Linked DNA regions of Homo sapiens: region 2 is linked to region 1. Evidence: read pairs that join two places in POLR2A ChIA-PET (ENCODE). Cell type or tissue: OCI-LY7. All regions are shown on one strand. Links, peaks and the distances in the headings refer to the core of each region. The heading gives the core; the rest is flanking DNA.

Region 1 (5,375 bases), core at 288-5,287:
AGCTGTCTGTTTGCATCTTGGGAAAGCACCTTGGCTGTAGGGTTCCCTGGGGCAGGAACTGGCATACCCATCTCCCTATGTCTTTTGCTGCAGCTTCTTGGGGGGCACTGTTGCTTCTTCCATAACTTTCCTGCTGAGAAAACTGCCAAATGGCTCCCAGCCAGGCTGTTTGGTAAGCTTTGTGAAGAAATAAATTCCTTTCCCAATCCCTATGAGGCTGTATTTCTAAGGGAATTTGCAAGAATAGAAATTGTTTTGATCTTCAATCAAGATACAGAAAGATTCACTCCCTCCCCCATCTCCTACTTCTTAAATTTCCAATCACTTTAAGAAACACACCCTGTGGGAGAATTTGCTTCTCCCCCATCTGGCTGCCAGCAGCCAGCCTCAAAGTTCTCAAACTTCACCACCTTAAGGCATTTCTATCTGGCCTGCTACATTTTTTTCAGACCTACCCCTCTCTCCATTGGCCCCTCTTTCTCCAGCTCCCCATTTCATTAACTTCAATGAAATAGCATCTTCTAGGAGCAAGAGTGTTCTGGTTTAAGGAGATCACTGGGGTGTGGGGTGTAGGATTAGAAGGAGGTGACTTCTTTCTGGAGAACTGGAAGAGGGAATGAATATTTTTTAAGGCTCTAGACTAGGTCCTCTACCTACATCATTTCAATCTTTTAAATCAATTCATCATTTGTTTTTGTTTTGTTTTGTTTTGTTTTTTTGAGGTGGAGTCTTGCTCTGTCGCCAGGATGGAGTACAGTGGCACAATCTTGGCTCACTGCAACCTCCACCTCCCGGGTTCAAGTGATCCTCCTGCCTCAGCCTCTGGAGTAGCTGGGACTACAGGTGCGAGCCACCACACCCAGCTAATTTTTTGTATTTTTAGTAGAGATGGGGTTTCACCATGTTGGCCAGGATGGTCTCGATCTCTTGACCTAGGGATTCGCCCGCCTTGGCCTCCCAAAGTGCTGGGATTATAGGTGTGAGCCACTGTGCCCAGCCTCAATTAATCATTTGAATCTTTGATGAACTGAGATTTAAACACAAGCCCAGTACCTGGCATATAGTACCAATGAATGAATGGATGAATAAACTAATGGATAGAGTAAATTGGGACCAAAGTCAGGGTTCTTTCGACTACAACACCTGCCTGAGGGCCACCAGGAGCTGTTGTCAGTGATCCTTCTCAGGGAAATATACAGAAAGATTCTCCCGGGCTTCTCACAGCTGCTGCCAATCCCTCACCATCCATGCTTCTCTTGTTGCCAAGGATCCCTCCTCACCAATGGCGGAAAGAGGTGGCCCCTGAGGCGCTCAGCATTTGCCCTGAGACCTGCATTACAACCCATACTTGTCTGAAAGAGTCAGCTCTCCCCACCTGGGAATGCGAGTTGAAAAAGAGCTCTCCCAGAAAGCCTCAACTCCAACAGATCTGCTCCTGGGGTCTCCATGTGACATCCAGCTTCCCGCTGGATCGTGGTGGGTCATAGCAGGACCCACCCTACCTACTGCAACAGGCCTGTCTTACCCTGTCCTCTCTGTCCACCAGAACCAGGTTTCCATGGAAACCAAACCTGGAGGGTACATAAGAGGAGGGCTTTTCCTTTTTATCCTTTTTTTTCTTTCTGTATTCTTGCCTAATTCTTTGACTTTGGCCCTGGTTTGTACTGACATTACTGAAGGAACAGCTCCCCCAGCTCTGCACCCATGCCTAGGATATTGTAGATAGCAGTTTGATAAACTGCATTGAGTTAACAGCTGCCAGACACACCATCTTGCCTCAACAGGAGGGAAGAGAGCCGCAGGCATGACTAGGAAGGCAGCCGAGGAGGAGGCAGTGAGGAGTGGGAGGGAGCGGGGAGCAGGAGGCGATCCTCTAAGTCGGAAAGGCCGTGGTCTGCAGCTGGCTACTGTGGATTTGTAGGAGAGGAGCTAGCGTCACCAATTATTGGGATTTGACATGAGCAAGTGCTTTTATTTGGAAGGAAATAAAGAATTGAAAGGTTAGTAGCTGGGACATGTGCTTGCCTAATCATACTGTTATCCTTAGAGACCTGTGTCTGCAACCCTAGACTGGGAGCCCCGTGGAGGCTCAGAGATGTGTGGGGATATCATCAGCCAGCATTTTAAGTAAGTGGAAGAAGTGACTGGGGTGCAGGGACAAAGTTGATGCTTTAACTAGTGTCCTCTCTGCTGTGTGAGACCCTCTTCTAATGTAACATAGAGGAAGGGATGGGAAGGAGCACCTGCTGGCTGTAGGTAAAGGCAAGTCAGATTGTGTTCCTATTCTTTCTTGTTTCTTTCATGTTTACTTCCCTTCCCTCCCTCATCTCCCTCCTCCTCTTTCTTTCTTTTTTTTTTTCCGCCTGTCTTCTTCTCTCTCCCGGCTTTAAGCTGGATGCCACTCCAACTACAGAGGACCACCTCTGACAAACTCTCTCCTCTCTTCTGTATTCTGTATGCAGAGATGAGTGTGTGTGTGTGCACATGTGTGTCCTTTTACATGTGTAGGAGAGGGCGATGGGTCAAGCAGTTTGAATGGCTTGTACTGGCTCCCTCTCCTTTCCCACAAAACCTCATCCAGACCCCTGTCTGTGCCATGATTGAGGCAACCACATGGCAGCCATTGAGTTTGGTACAGCCGTCAGCTGCCAGGAGCTTCTCATGAAGCCTCAGTACCTCCCAGGCCTGGGAAAAATGCAAGGAGACACGAAGGAGCCATCGTCTAAGGCCCATGGCATCCGGGAATTGAGTGGGCTTGGCCACCAGGTCGAGGGAACCTTGAGTGCTGCTGGCAGGGCCTCTGGCAGTTCGTGTGGTAACTGCAGCGCCAACCCAGGGCAAAAGAGCCCAGTGGCATGCACTCACTTCCTCTTTCAGCTTTGCAATTCAAAGGGGTCACCTGGTTCAATTTATCTAGGTTCATTAGGGTCTGTGACCTCAGAATCAACAAGGCAGCTGATCCAGAGGTTGGTAACCAGATGCCTTCTAGACCTCTGTGTCCTGAGGAGGGACAGGGGGATGAATATAGGAGACCTGATGACTCCTCCTCCTTGGCAGTCTAAAAAAGTAGCCTTTGCCTGATGAGTCAGGAACAGCACTACACTGCCCTGTCTGCTCAGCCCTGCTGGGATCTTTATGTAAAGTATAAAACCCAGTGCAATCAGCGGAGGAGGATACCAGTCCCAGAGTGCTGAGAGCAGCAATGATTCAGCCACCCCTCCTTCCCATGGTGCACATCCATCCCTACAAGGCCCTGGCTCCCCTCCTTATCCCTGCTTCTCCAGGGACCCTCCTGAAGAGAGGCAGGAGTGGAGATCAGCTTGGAGATCAGCTAGGGAGAAGGAGCCAGGGAGTGTGGCACACTATTAATTAGCTAAAAGCAAATGCCACCTGCATAATGCATTATGGCTGCTGCCTCTGCAGCCTCCCACTCTCCACTGGCCTGCTGCTTGCTATTGTCTCTGGAGCCTGTCTCGCCTTTATTGGAGCCCTGATGAAGCACTGCTGTGTATGAAGTGGCTCGGTGTTAATAGAAACTCATCATATTCACTGATAATCCTCCATTGCCTGAGATGGGCCAATTAGGAGCTCTCAGGCACATTTGCTTACTGCAGAGGGGCCTCCCTGTGGGAACTGTGTGCTCCTGAGCACCACAGTCTGTGGGCACATCAGTGTATGCATGGGTAACATATGCCTGTGCAGTTTGGCAACAACACTGACCCAGGAGGCTGAATTCAACCATATGTAGTGGAGCATGGCTGCAATATGCTTGTGTGGGAAAGTTAAGGCAAGCTGCCCCCATTCCTTCTCATTTTAGAGGAATGAGTTAGCTGGCAGTTATTTATTTGTAAATAATCAAAAACCAAAAAAGCCAGACAAGCTGCAGAGGGTGCTCCACATGGAAACTGTGCTCCTGAGCCATGACTTTAAACAGTGCGCAAACTTCCACAGAGACAGATGTTTCTATCTTTTATTGAGGTGAAATCCACATAACATACAATTAGCAGTTTTAGAGTGTACAATTCAGTGGTATTTAGTGTATTCCCAATGTTGTGCAGCCACCACCACTCTCTATTTTCAAGTCTTTTTTGTAACTCCAGAAGTACACCCTATGATTCTCTGGCAATCATTAATCTATTCTGTCTCTATGGATTTACCTATTCTGAATATCTTATATAAAATAAGTCATAAAACATGGGATTCCGTGTCTGGCTTCTTTCACTTAGCATAATGTCTTTAAGGGACATGCAGGTTGTAGCATGTATCAGTACTCCATTCCTTTTTATGGCTGAGTAATATTCCATTGTCCATATATACTATGGCTTGTTTATACAGTCATGGACATTTGGGTTGTTTCCACCTTTTGGCTATTAGAGTCAAGTTGCTATGAGCATTCATGAACAAGTGTTTGAGTGGCTTGTTTTGTTTCAATTATTTGAGGGTGTATACCTCAGAGTAGCATTGTTGGTTCGTTGGTAATTCTGTTAAGTTTTTGAGGAAATATATTTTTTATTTGATCCTCACAGCATCTCCGTGAGGTAGAAAGGACAGATATTAAAGAGAATGCATATTAAGCATCCAGCTCATCACCTAGCACATAATATGTGCTCAATAAATTAAAAATTGTTACTATTGTCAGGTGCAGAAACTGAGACTAAGAATGGAAGTGACTTGCTCAAGCACACTCTAAGTAGCAGATATCAGAACTAAATGGAAAGCTTCCAATTTCTAGCCCATAAGGCCAGTCTTCTTGGAACTCAGGCCATAGTTTTTTTTTTTTTTTTTTTTTTTTTTTTTTTTTCCAGAAAACAGCCCTGGTAGTATGAATTTCCCCATGGGCTTAGAGATCTAACCCACTCTGGCTTAAGGAAAACAGACAGGACAACTGAGCAGAGATAGCTTTTGCATCCAGTCCTGTAATGATCTCGCCTTTTTCCAGTGCCTTGGCTGCTGCAGGCCTGCCAGCACATAGAGAGTGGCATTGATTGTAATCGACATCTGTTGAGCTGTCACTTCCCCCAGCTCCTGTCCTCCCTCCAGAGACCCTCACTTTCCTGCCTTGTGGGTGCATCTGCAGAAGTAGCTGCATTGAGTCTCCACTGAGGCAGCCAGGGGCGGTGTGAGCTGGAGGCTTGCCACTACAAAAGGATCCTTCTGTTTTTCTCTCTTCATCTGGGAACCTGGGGAGCATCTTATGTCTGCATCAGTGTTGCCACAGGGACTTGACCCGTTGCCCTCGCTTCAGAGGGCAGGATCTGCAGCCCAGAGGCGTTAAGTGACTTTCCAGAAGTCAGGCAAGGGAATGATGGCTCAATATCCTGGCTGGAGCCTTCTGACTAGCCCCTGTTTTCTTACTCTCCCCTGTTCCTGCCTTA
Region 2 (5,375 bases), core at 200-5,199, 220 kb after region 1:
ATCTTGTACCTCTCCCTGCCCATCTCCATCTTCCCAGTCTTTTTTTTTTTTTTTTTGAGACGGAGTTTCACTCTTTTTGCCCAGGCTGGAGTCCATTGGTGCGATCTCAGCTCACCAATGCACTCCTCTGCCTCCCAGGTCCAAGCAATTCTCTCGCCTCAGTCTCCCGAGTAGCTGGGATTACAGGTGCCCACCATCATGCCCAGCTAATTTTTTGTATTTTTAGTAGAGACGGGGTTTCACCATGTTGGCCAGGCTGGTCTTGAACTACTGACCTCAGGTGATCCGCCTGCCTTGGCCTCCCAAAGTGTTAGGATTACAGGGGTGGGCCACCACACCCGGCCCCCAAGTCTTTTTAACATTTTCCAGTGCTCCAGCCACATCACCCTACCTACCTTCCCCCAAATTCTGTATTCTACACTGCCCAGCTTCCTCAAGGTTCTTTCCAGCCTAGATCAGACAAGGAACTCAGTTGTGAACAACAGAAACCATCTCTCACTAACCAGCAGACAAAGAATAGTCTGGGCCAGGCTCAGTGGCTCACGCCTGTAATCCCAACACTTTGGGAGGCTAAGGCGGTGGATCACCTGAGGTCAGGAGTTCAAGACCAGCCTGGCCAACATGGTGAAACCCCGTCTCTACTAAAAATACAAAAATTAGCTGGGCATGGTGGCGGGTGCCTGTGATCTCAGCTACTCAGAAGGCTGAGGCAGGAGAATTGCTTGAACCCAGGAGGTGGAGGGTGCAGTGAGCGGAGATTGCACCACTGCACTCCAGCCTGGGTGACAGAGTGAGACCCAGTCTCAAAAAAAAAAAAAAGAATAATCTAGAAAGTTAAATTCTGTTAGCTCAAGAGTTGATGGGCAGCACCTGCCCTCAAAGTCGGGAACCAAGGGATGCTGGTGGCAGAGAACACTCCAAGATCACAAGACAGGGAGCACCTTGTTAGGGCACTGCTGCTGGTTCTGCCCCTCACCATCCACACCACCCCCAACACTAGATACTGTTCCTGAAGGAGTCCAAAATGACCACCACTGCTACGAATGACTGCTCCTGCCCAGGTCCCAAAGATCCCAATGGGAGCACCAGATTGGCTGAGCTCAGCTTCCAGGGCCCATCCTCACCCCACCCTCACTCTGCCCATGCCACATTTGTGGCGGGGGTTCGGGGGGAGCAGGGAGACACAAACCCTGCCCTCATCAGCATGTGGTCAAAGGTAGAATGCTTCCCCAACTAAGACTCCTATAATGAGGAATTCCCTCCAAAATAGGAAAGTTGCTCAGTACTGGACAATCAAAAACATGACAAGTGTCAACTCCACTGTCCCTGTCTGCCTCATCAATTCCTATTCACTCCTCGAATGAACTCCTGTAAAACCTCCCTCCAGGCTGGGCACAGTGGCTCACGCCTGTAATCCCAGCACTTTGGGAGGCCAAGGCAGGTGGATCACCTGAGGTCAGGAGTTCAAGACCAGCCTGACCAACATGGTGAAACCCCGTCTCTACTAAAAACACAAAATTAGCCAGGCGTGGAGGTACACACCTGTAATCCCAGCTACTTGGGAGGCTGAGGCAGGAGAATCACTTGAACCCGGGAGGTGGAGGTTGCAGTGAGTCGAGATCGTGCCATTGTACTCCAGCCTGGACAACAAGGGAAAAATTCCGGGCTGGGCGCGGTGGCTCATGCGTGTAATCCCAGCACTTTGGGAGGCTGAGGTGGGGGGATCACCTGAGGTCAGGAGTTCGAGACCAGCCTGACCAACATGGAGAAACCCTGTCTCTACTAAAAATACAAAATTAGCCAGGCATGGTGGCGCATGCCTGTAATCCCAGCTACTTGGGAGGCCGAGGCAGGAGAATTGCTTGAACCTAGGAGGCAGAGGTTGCGGTGAGCGGAGATAGCGCCATCGCACTCCAGCCTGGGCAACAAGAGCGAAATTCTGTCTCAAAAAAAAAAAAAAAAAGAGAGAGAGAGAGAGAGAGAAGAGGAAAAATTCCTTCTAAAAAACCAAAAAACAAGCAAACAAACAAACAAACACAAAAAAACAAAAAAAAAAACAAAAACCTTCCTCCTACCTAAGCACGCTTCAGTGACCCCTCTATGTTTTCATAGTACCTGATATTTACCTCCACCAAGGCCTTCTTATTTTAGCAAAGTGGTTTTCAGATTTGTCTTCCTCACCAGACCGTGAGTTCCTTTGGGTCTTAGAGGGGGACATACTCATCTGTGACCCCTTGTCGGTATCCTCTGTCCCCATCCCCATGGGCAGTGGTAGTGGGAGCTCAGTAAATGTGTGAGCGAATGACAGAATGAATATGTTCATCCCTGAGGGTCCTCACATGAAAGAAGATCAGCTTAGAGCATCTTACGTGCCTGGTGGAGTATGATGAATGCGATCCTCACTACAGAGTTGGGGCGCAGAGAACTAAGGAACGAAGCTAAGTGCTTATGTTTAAAAGTACTAGACAGAAAAGCTGTTAGCAAGTGATCCTCTTTCTTAAAGAGCTGTAAGGTACATCTTCCAAAAGATACTCTAGAGAGGGACCTGGTGGGGTATGCATCCAGCTGTAACCCGGAGGCCTTGGTGGCTGTAAATCTGGAATTGTGTGGGTTGAGATGAAAACGCTTTCCAGTCATTAGGCCCCATTGTGAAGGTAATTATATAAAGTCCTGATGCAGACACCTGGGCCAGGAGTGGGCTGGATCTGCCCTGAGTGGCCCCCACAGGGGAGAAGAGTGGGAGAGAAGCATCTGGAAAGATACAGGAGGGTAGCAAGAGCTGATCAAAATAGAAGGGAAGAAGCAGAAGAGAAGATGAGGGAGAGAAGTGCCAGGAGAAAGACCACATAGGAGCCAAACCCGTTGGACAGGGGTCTGCAACCAAGGAGCTGAGGCCTGGAATGTAACTACTGATGGGGAAACAGAGGGCATGGGATTGAGCTTGCTGCTGCCAGGGAAAAGAGGCAGAGAGGGGTGAATAAATAGTGAATGCCTACCTCAGTTAATCAAACATTTATTACATGTCTACTACATGCTAGGCACTGCACTAAGGCACTAAGGATACAAAGGTACAAGATGGTATACATAAGCACATGCAAACCCCGTTCATTCCGGGATTTACAGAGCAGTGAGAGAGACACAGACAAAGCCTGAGACTATGAAAATTTGTTCGGCAGAGAGCAGTGGCTCGCGCCTGTAATCCCAGCACTTTGGGAAGCTAAGACTGGAAGATAGTTTGAGGCTAGGAGTTCAAGACCAGCCTAGGCAATGTAGTGAGACCCCCATCTCAACAAAAATAAAAGTATTAGCCAGGCATAGTGGTGCACACCAGAAGGCCCACTTGAGCCTGGAAATATCGAGGCTACAGTGAGCCATGATTGCGCCATTGCACTCCAGCCTTGACAACAAAGCAAAACCTTGTCTCAATAAATAAATAAAAATAAAAGCATGCCCTGGTCACCTTTCATGGCACAAAAGCATTATTTAAAAAAATTGTTAGATAGAAGTAAGAGAAGAAGAAGAATGCAATGGGAACACAATAAAGGGACACTTCCAGCTGGAGGAGACGCCCGTTGAGCTCAGTGTTGATGGATGGGTCAGTCAAGGGGAGAGAGGTGGGAGGGGGCTCCTGCTAAGGAGGCAGCATGAGCAAACACATGGACACACAGGCCAATGTGGAATGGGATGCAGAGGTGATGGGGACATGACAAGAGCCGGAGAAGCCAGGTGGAACCAGGTACAGCCACGTGTGCCAGACTAACGGGCTTGACTTCAACCTGCAGGTAATGGAGACTCATTGACAGGTTTTCTCAGTGCCTGATGTGGTGAAATTTGCATTTTAGGGGTGTCACGTTGACTATAGTGTGAGAGTGAATTTACGTAGAGGAAGACTGTAGTCAGGGAGACCAATTAGGAGTTGATTGCCATTGTCAAAGTGAAAGATGTGGTGCCATTATCTGAGATGGAGGACACAGAAAGAGAATAGTTAGCAGGAGGGAGGGGTGATGATGATATGTTTGAGACAAGTTGAGTATAGAATGTTTGTGGACTACTTAAGAGCATGTGTCTAACAGGCATTTGAATATGAGCATAGGAAACTGAAGGGAGAGGTGGCAGCTGAAGACACGGATTTGGGCTTCATCAGCAAATGGATCATAGCTTCAGTGGATGGAAGTGAACCAGCTCTCCCAGGAAGAAAACACACAAAGCCAAGCAGTGGGCTCAGGCTTGAACTTTGAGAAACTCCCATGTTTAAGGGGTGCTGAAAAAGCGGCCTCTAAGAAAGACAATGCTAGAGGGAAGTCAGAGAGTCAGAGAAGTAGAAGGAAAACCAGCGAAGACTCAGGGCCACAGAAGACAAGAAATGGGAGGTTTCAGGAAGGAAGGAGAGGACAACAGGGTCAGAAGCAGCGGAGAGGCCCAAAAAGATAAACTGCAAGTGGCCACTGGGGTTTGCAAAAATGGAAGTAATGGATGATCTTTTTAAAAATGTATGTTGTGTGGTGTAGGGCAAGATATTAGCAAGTGGTGAAGTCTAAATAGTGTATGGGAGTTCCTTTTTTTTTTTTTTTTTTTTTTTGGATGCAGGGTCTCACTCTGCTGTCCAGGCTGGAGTGCAGTGGTGCGATCATAGCTCACTGCAGCCTCCAACTCCTAGGCTCAAGCAATCTTTCTACCTCAGCCTCCCAAGTAGCTAAGACTACATACAGGCACATGCCACCACAACTGGCTAATTAAATATGCCCGGCCTCTTGCAACTTGTCTTTGGGTTTGAAATTGCATGAAAATAAATAGTTACCCCCTAGGGCCAGGTGGCACATGCCTGTAACCCCAGCACTTTGGGAGGCCGAGGTGGGCAGATCACTTGAGGTCAGGAGTTTGGAGACCAGCCTGACCAGCATGGTGAAACCCCATCTCTACTAAAAATACAAAAATTAGCCAAGCGTGGTGGCTCACACCTGTAGTCCCAGCTACTTGGGAGGCTGAGGCAGGAGAATCACTTGAACCCTGGAGGTGGTGGAGGTTGCAGTGAGCCAAGATCACGCCGCTGCACTCCAGCCTGGGTGACAGAGCGAGGCTCCGTTTCAAAAAAAAAAAAAAAAAAGGAAAAAGAAAAGAAAAAACAGTTATCCCCCCAAAAGTGGGTTTTTGTTTTAAAATAATGAATAATGCAAGGTCATTTTTAAGATGTATACAATTCTAAAAGGCATAGACTAGAAAATGAAAATTCCCCTTTCCCTCATCAGTATCTGAATCCCACCCTGCAATAGTAACTTTGTCATTGTTAATAGTTTGGTACATTTCCTGCCACATTCACTTTATTTGTTGTTCTTACAAAAATACAATCATACTATATATTCTATTTTGCTATTTAA

What was found. Peaks named below come from ENCODE experiments on the same cell type or tissue, not always from the same donor. Only the 100,000 strongest peaks of a DNase experiment are listed, where the experiment ranks them.
Region 2: POLR2A ChIA-PET joins it to region 1 with 7 read pairs; 3 of 35 experiments call an interaction of 5 or more read pairs at or near these places.

What each region holds. Positions count from the first base shown.
Region 1 is chr1:203,359,185-203,364,559 of GRCh38, forward strand. No RefSeq gene overlaps it. Among named protein-coding and RNA genes, the nearest start is that of FMOD, 11 kb to the left of the region's middle. In OCI-LY7, for the core only: no CTCF peak of the experiment used is centred there; a DNase peak (open chromatin) is centred at 2,867.
Region 2 is chr1:203,574,349-203,579,723 of GRCh38, forward strand. No RefSeq gene overlaps it. Among named protein-coding and RNA genes, the nearest start is that of ATP2B4, 50 kb to the right of the region's middle. In OCI-LY7, for the core only: no CTCF peak of the experiment used is centred there; no DNase peak of the experiment used is centred there.